3 separate regions of the Homo sapiens genome follow, and all the other regions are linked to region 1. A link is a loop called in an ENCODE intact Hi-C map of the cell type or tissue named here. Cell type or tissue: Caco-2. All regions are shown on one strand. Region 1 has its middle 79 kb from the start of LINC02400. Region 2 overlaps PPHLN1 (periphilin 1). Region 3 overlaps PPHLN1 (periphilin 1).

Region 1 (2,500 bases):
GTGTGTGAAATACTGAAAATGAGTCACCCTCCTAGGAGTTTATCAATTGAATGTCTGTTGCAGGTGGTCATACAGTCTCAAACAACTGAAAACAGGTGACTTAAAAATGTACTTGTAGACAAAATAAATGTCTCCAACTTTAAAGCTCTTCAGATTTTGTTCTCTTAAGATGTACATAAATGGCAATTAATGATGGGTTTTTACTAAAGGATGTCAGGGAGAGACCTGAATTGTAAAAGCATTTTAAAATCAGGTTTGAAAAGATAAAATGGTCTCCTTGAATTTTAAAGAGCACTTGACTAGAAAACAGGAGACTTGAATTTGAGTTCTGGATGCATCATGTAGTCTTACAATCTTCATAAAAATCCCTTACTCTTTTTAAGCATCAGTGATCTAATCTGGTAAATGGGAATAAGAATACTCACTTTGCCCATTCCTCTGATTTGTAGTGAAGATTATAAAAAGTTTTTAAAAACCAAATGTGAAAGCTTTTACAAAGTAAAATAGGTTAATGATATTAAAAATTAAAATCATGTGCTCCATAATTTCCATACACTAAAATATCAATCAAGACCTGAAACCGTAAAATTTGTAAAAGATAACATTGGAAAAACTCTTCTAGACATTGGCTTAGGCAAAGAGTTTATGACCAAGAACCCAAAAGCAAATGCAACAAAAACAAAAAATAAATAGATGGAAACTAATTACACTAAAAAGCTTCTGCACAGCAAAAGAAATAATCAGCAGAGTAAAAAGCCCACAGAGTGGGAAAAAGTATTTATAAACTATGCATCCAACAAAGGACTAATATCCAGAATCTACAAGAAACTCAAACAAATCAGCAAGAGAAAAACAAATAATCCCATCAAACAATGGGCAAAGGACATGAATAGACAATTCTCAAAAGAAGATATACAAATGGCCAACAAACATATGAAAAATGCCCAATATCACTAATTATCAGGGAAATGTAAATTAAAACCACAGTGAGATACCATCTTACTACTGCAAGAATGGCCATAATTTTAAAAATCAAAAAATAACAGATATTGGCATGGATGTGGTGGAGAGGGAACACTTTTACACTGCTGGTGGGAATGTAAACTAGTACAACCACTAGGGAGAGTCCTTAAAGAACTAAAAGTAGAACCATCATTTAATCCAGCAATCCTGCTACTGGGTATCTACCCAAAGGAAAAGAAGTCATTCTATGAAAAGCACACTTGTACACACATATTTATAGCAGCATAATTCACAATTGCAAAAATATGGAGCCAGCCCATCAACCAATGAATGGATAAAGAAAATTTGGTGTATATATACGATGGCATACTACTCAGCCATAAAAAGGAACAAAATAATGGCATTTGCACAACCTGGGTGGAGTTAGAGACCATTATTCTAAGTGAAGTAACTCAGGAATGGAAAACCAAATATTGTATGTTCTCACTTATAAGTGGCAGCTGAGCTATGAGGATGCAAAGGCATAAGAATGATACAACTGACTTTGGGGCTTCAGGGGGAAGGGGAAAGGGTGAAAGGTGGGTAAGGGATAAAAAACTACATATTGGATACAGTGTACACTGCTCTAGTGACAGATACACCAAAATCTCAGAATTCACCACTGAAGAGCTTATCCACATAATAAAAAACCACTTGTTCCCCAAAAACTATTGAAATAAAATAAAACTAAAATTAAAAATAAATATTTTTATACTATAACAGTATAGTAAAAAATAAAATAAAATATGGTCTCCATTTTAAAGCATGCAAAGTGAAGAAAGAATAGCAGTCCAGGCAATCATCTTTCTTGAGTGGTAACATGTATTCTATCAGCATGCTTTGGCAGGCTGGTCATTGTATCACTTGGGTGAGAGCTTATCCATGATTCTTTTTGCTTCTAGTGCCTATTCTAACTAACTTCTCTTCCATAGGTAACTTAAAGGAAATAATACAGTTATAGGAATAAGCTTTCAGCAGGAACTTGAAAGAAATGACAATAAGTGGCTTTGTAGGTATTAAATCTACTTATGTCAAAACTGAAAGAGTCCAGAGAATATAAGGGAGACATGAGGAAAGGAGGAACGTGGTGACACAAGTAGCTTAGAGAGCAAAGTAGAAAATAGAACAGAGACTATGAAAAAGGTGTTGGCAAATTGTTTTGTTTGCATGTTATGTTGGAAAAGAAGCTCTTGAAAGCAACCAAGAAAAAAGGTAAAAGTAAAAAATCTGCTTCAGAAAACTGTGTAAAGATTTGACTGGGGTAGCAGTATTTTGTATGTATCAAAAAAAAAAAGTGAGTAAAAGAAAGTCCTAGAAGCCAGAAAAACAATCTGCAAATTGACTCTGACATTCTGAGAATAGGAAAAACAAAAACCCAAAGTATTATTTTTCCTAACCTCTACTCTCTATTCAACACTGAATGTTTCTGTGTCCCTACATGTGTGGAGGGTTTTCCTCATACGCTAACCAAGCAATTCTGCAGTGGACACCAGCTGGG
Region 2 (2,500 bases), 690 kb after region 1:
ATTGTAAGCATGAGCCACTGCACCCGGCCAACTCCTAGGTCTTAAATGCATAGTCTCCTCGAGACTTGCAGTGTTTGATACTATCATTTCTCTTTTTAAAAGTTTTCTACCTTTGCTTTTTACTCACTGCTTTTTTAAGGTCTTACTGTTCTAACTACTTCAGTTCTTGTTCACATAGTACTTTAATCTGTTACTGCTTTTTCTAAAGTTTGTGATGCTTTTCCCACCATCTAAATCTATGCTGTCCAATATGGGAGCTACTAACCGCATGTACCTTTTGAGCACTTGAAATATCGTCAGGTTAGACTGAAATATTCTGTAAGCATAAAATGCACACTGGATTTTTAATATTTAGGTTGAAAAAGAGAATGTAAAATAGCTTACCAAATTTTTTTAATGCCAATTACATGTTGGTAATACTTTGGATATATTGGGTTAAGTAAAATAAAATGCTAAAATTAATTTGACCTGTTTCTCTTTACTTTAGATATGACTACTTCTTCTGTGGCTTGGCTATATTTCTGTTAGATAATATTAATCTAAATCTCATCTTTCCTTAAGACCTGGATCAGTTTTCCATCTATTTACAAAGTTACCTTTGTAGCTTTGTACCAGCCTTCTTAAACATTTGGTCCTCACCCCCTCTCACCCTACTCCCCCTTCCCAATATACTTAGCTTCTTCAAAGCAAGAGTAATTCCCTATAGTGCTGTTCATATGGTGGACACTATATACATTATATAATACACACACACATATCTGAAAAAATGGCTAATATTACCACTTTATCAAAAAGGATACTTATGAAAATTGAGGCCTGTTGTGATGTTTTTGCTTAAATTGGTGGGGAGCAGAAGAAGGATTGATGTGAAGGGGAGAAGAGACATTATTCTACTCTGAGCTATTGACATTTGACACTTGACATCCCCCAAGTGTATCCTGCCACCTTAGGCCACTGATAGCTCTGTACTGCTGTGATTTTACTGCCATCTGGTGTCAGATTAGGAAACTGTAGTTCAGCATTTTGTCTCTTCAATAGAGGAAGGTAGGCAATCTTTCCTCTCTATCCTGTAAGCAAGTTACCAATAAGAGCTCATATAATTTCAATGTAGGAAACCTTTATTTTCCTTGTTGGAATACTCTTTCCTTGGCTTCCATGATAAATGCATTCTCCTTTCTAATGTTTCTCTGTTCTCCCATTCTTCGACAGCCCATTTCTCTCTTCATGGTAGAGTTTTTTTAGCCCCACGTTCTAGGCCTGCTGTTCTTTTTTTCCTTTGCTTTCCTCTATACCAGGCTTTAAGTACTGCCTATTTACAGACAAATTTATATTGATAGCCAAAAATGTCCTCTGAGTTTGAGACTAGTATCTTTAGTTGCTTACCTAGATATTACACAAACATCTTAAATATAACATGCTCCCATCAAAATGTGGACCTCTCACCTGCATCCTCATTTCTTAAATTTATTTTTCTCATTTCATTAATCTATCATGCCAGAATTATGGGAATCAGCTTGGCATCCCGTCTTTCACACTTTATTAGTAAAACGTTAACTACATCCCATTAAGTCTAGAGGGTATATTCTTGTATATGTAAAATTTGTGACCCCTCACCTGCTCCTGTCCCATCTAAGATACCACTGTCTCTTGCCTGGACTAAGTTAGGTTCCTCGTTAGTCTCTCTACATCCATTCTTGACTGCATTCACATGTTTTATGTATATTTGTCTAATGTCAGCCTCTCCTATTAAACCGAGAGTTCTGTGATGGCAGGGACTGTGTACATTTGGCTCACCATTGGGTCCCAGCACCTCACACAATTTCTAAAACCTGTTTATTTAATACCCATATCACCACTCTGGCTAACCAGTGCTGTTGGTATGACCCTTGTAGTTTTAGTGACTAAACTAGTGCTAGAATTCCTTAATGCTCTATTTCATTATTAGTGTTCTATACCAGTTCATTTACCATAAATGAATTTAAGCTATTTTCTGCTTTTTCCCAGGGAAACTTACTTGTGTCTGAAGGGACAATATATTTGGGGTATTAATCAGCTAGTGTTCAAATGAACTTTAGGACAACAGCCTGTTTATATCCTATGGACTGCCAATCAAGATGCTGAAATGATTTTCCAAGCACTTGAAATTGTATGCTATTGGTATGTCTCTTAGCACTCTTCTGTCTGAAATTTAGTATTCTTTAATGTTGCAGTACATTTGTTAAATCATGGATTAAAACCTGTTTGACTCTTAAGTGTTCTTTTATTAGAGGCTTAGTTGATGATGGTTTCATTTAGTAATTTTGATTTGGTTTGACATTTTAAAATGGTTTTGCTTTATAAGGTTTTACTACTAGGGCTTACTTGGTGCTTTGAGTTGATGGTATTTCTCAATAAAGAAATTTAATTTATAAAAGTAGAGGTGATTTATAAAAAGTAGTTATTTAGAGATGGGCAACAATCTATGTACTGAGGATGCACACTCAGCAAGAATTTAATAGGT
Region 3 (2,500 bases), 650 kb after region 1:
TTGGCTATCAATAGTTGTTGAAAGAATATAAAAAGCGAAGGAATGAGTTTTGGTGGGGAGGGGAAGCTATTTATCCTGAGTGTATTTAATAATGGAAACTGACTAGATTGGAATGCAGAGTTACTATAGCCTAAGTTGCTACTATAACCAGTTTGGTTAAAATGAAAAAACAGATCCATTATCTTGACTTTGGATTCAGAGTGTTAATGGTTTGACAGAAGGATATTGCCTATGACTTTGTTTTCTCAATTTCCATGACACTTTTGCTTAGAGTGCAAGTCCTCCATAATCTCTCAGCCCTCAGTTGAAGTTAACATAACAGTGGTTGGATAGCCCAGTGGAGTGCTCTAAGAAAGGCTTCTTTTCTTTCTGGAATTAAATATCCCATGATGGTATATTAAACATACCGTCTTCATTGAATATGGCATAAGAGAAAGAGATTTTTATAATCCATAACCAGTTATTAGCGCACTTCTGAATGAAGCTTGTATTCTCCACACTGAGTTCTAATTCTGTTCTTTGCCTAATTGTGATGTAGAGGGTCCTTCTATTGTTCTGTTGATTCTTCAGTTTGAATATCTTGTTGGCTTAGATAACTTTTCTGGAGTACCATCGAAACTGCACTGATATGAGGAGATGTAGTGATGATGTGGCAGGTAACATGATCACTCACTGGGAGTCTGAACACCTTTGTATAAATGTAACTGATTGGTCAATTTCCTAAGCCTGGATAATATCATAAACAACATATGCCGCTAATCAGGAAGCTTGCTGTACTTATCAGCTATTTTTAAATCCTTTAAAAATTACAAGGTTCTAGCATGGGGGCAACATAGTAAGACCATGACTTGATAAAAAATAAAATTAGCCAGGTGTGGTGGTATGCCTGTGGTTCCAGCTACTAGGGAGGTTGAGTCGGGAGGATCACTTGAGCCCAGGAGGTCAAGGCTACAGTGAGGTGTGTTTGCCCCACTGCATTCCCGCCTGGGCAACAGAGTGAGACCTTGTCTAAGGAAAAGAAAGAAAAAGAAAATTGCAAGTTTCCATTTGAATATAAGGTGATATTAGTGTATTCTGTCTTCTAATTACCATAGGAGATGGTAATTTTCATCATACTAAACTATGGAGGTATTTTGAAGTCATTGTTTACAATAACAGCTAAAAACAACCTTAAACATCTAGTACAATCTCAGAGATAAGGATAAGAGAGATGACCTGCCCAGCTCTCAACTGGCAAAATTCTAGACTAGACTTCTAGGACTAGAATTCTGTTATTATAATTTTGTTCTTATGAAACTTGGGTGGCCTCTGGTGGCCAAAATGATATCTTCTATTTTCAAGAGTGTGTTTGAAGCGAGTTTGGCCTGAGAGTTCTGTTTATACAATTAATGAAGATTTAATTATTTCTCTATATTGGTTGGTTTATACAGACACAAATCTTTACGTCTGTATTTCCCCCCCTTACAGGAAATTGTTGAAAACGTTAAATTTGATTCCTAAAAGGACTCAAGTAAGTATAGTATAGTAGTATTTAATATAGTAGTTATTGTTACATTTTTTGTGGGACACCGGTAAATTTTAATATTTCAGTATTAAACTACATACTATTTCTTTAGAACTCTTATTGTTTATTTTTCTCATTTATTACAAAACCTTATTTTTATTTACATTCTCCTTTAGTATATTAATTTACATTCATCATTTTTATCATCACTTCACATGTTATGCTTATTGAATGATTTTCAGGAACTTTAAAAACAGTTACATACTTTTGTAATACATAATAGTATATATACATTATGCAGTAAAATATTCATCCTCTGCCCAGCTACCTAGTTCTCCCCAGAGGCAATTGCTGTTGCATTCTCTTGTTACTCCCAGGAGTAGTCTGTACATATGCATATATATTCATACCTGGTCTTTTTACTGTGCTTTTCTTTGCTTAGCAGTATATCTTGGCAGTCTTTTCATATTGTTACTGGGGTTACTTTTCTTTGAAATGGTTTGCAAAAATACTCCTTTTGTATAAATATAATTGATCAATTTACAAAAGGAATACAAAATATTCCTTTTGTATAAATGTAACTGATTGGTTCAGCAATTTAATTTGTGCTATTTTGATGGATATTTTAAGTTCCTTTCAATCTTTGCTATGCAAGTGTACAAGTATACCTAGAAGTAGAATTGCCAGGTCAAAGCATATGTGTTTTTAAAATTTTAATAAATATTGCCAAATTCTTCCCAATCTGTACCAATTATACTTCCTTTTTTTTATTTTTTATTTTTTATTTTTATTTTTATTTTTTTTGAGATGGAGTCTCACTCTGTTGCCCAGGCTGGAGTGCAGTGGCACAATCTTAGCTCACTGCAAGCTCCGCCTCCCGGGTTCATGCCATTCTCCTGCCTCAGCCTCCCGAGTAGCTGGGACTACAGGCGCCCGCCACCACGCCCAGCTAATTTTTTGTATTTTTAGTAGAGACAGAGTTTCACTGTGTTAGCC

The links. Peaks named below come from ENCODE experiments on the same cell type or tissue, not always from the same donor. Only the 100,000 strongest peaks of a DNase experiment are listed, where the experiment ranks them.
Region 2: it touches region 1 in a loop (36-fold over the local background); 3 of 110 quality-filtered maps call a loop at or near these places.
Region 3: a loop joins it to region 1, with 14 times the contacts of the local background. A loop is called at or near these places in 2 of 110 quality-filtered maps.

The regions. Positions count from the first base shown.
Region 1 is chr12:41,684,082-41,686,581 of GRCh38, forward strand. No RefSeq gene overlaps it. Among named protein-coding and RNA genes, the nearest start is that of LINC02400, 79 kb to the right of the region's middle. In Caco-2, a CTCF peak has its summit at 1,100; no DNase peak of the experiment used is centred here.
Region 2 is chr12:42,371,389-42,373,888 of GRCh38, forward strand. All of the region lies in intron 4 of PPHLN1 (periphilin 1), which reads left to right. Among named protein-coding and RNA genes, the nearest start is that of PPHLN1, 46 kb to the left of the region's middle. In Caco-2, a CTCF peak has its summit at 1,010 (motif pointing left); no DNase peak of the experiment used is centred here.
Region 3 is chr12:42,331,193-42,333,692 of GRCh38, forward strand. The region is part of intron 1 of PPHLN1 (periphilin 1); the gene reads left to right. Among named protein-coding and RNA genes, the nearest start is that of PPHLN1, 6.3 kb to the left of the region's middle. In Caco-2, a CTCF peak has its summit at 1,284 (motif pointing left); no DNase peak of the experiment used is centred here.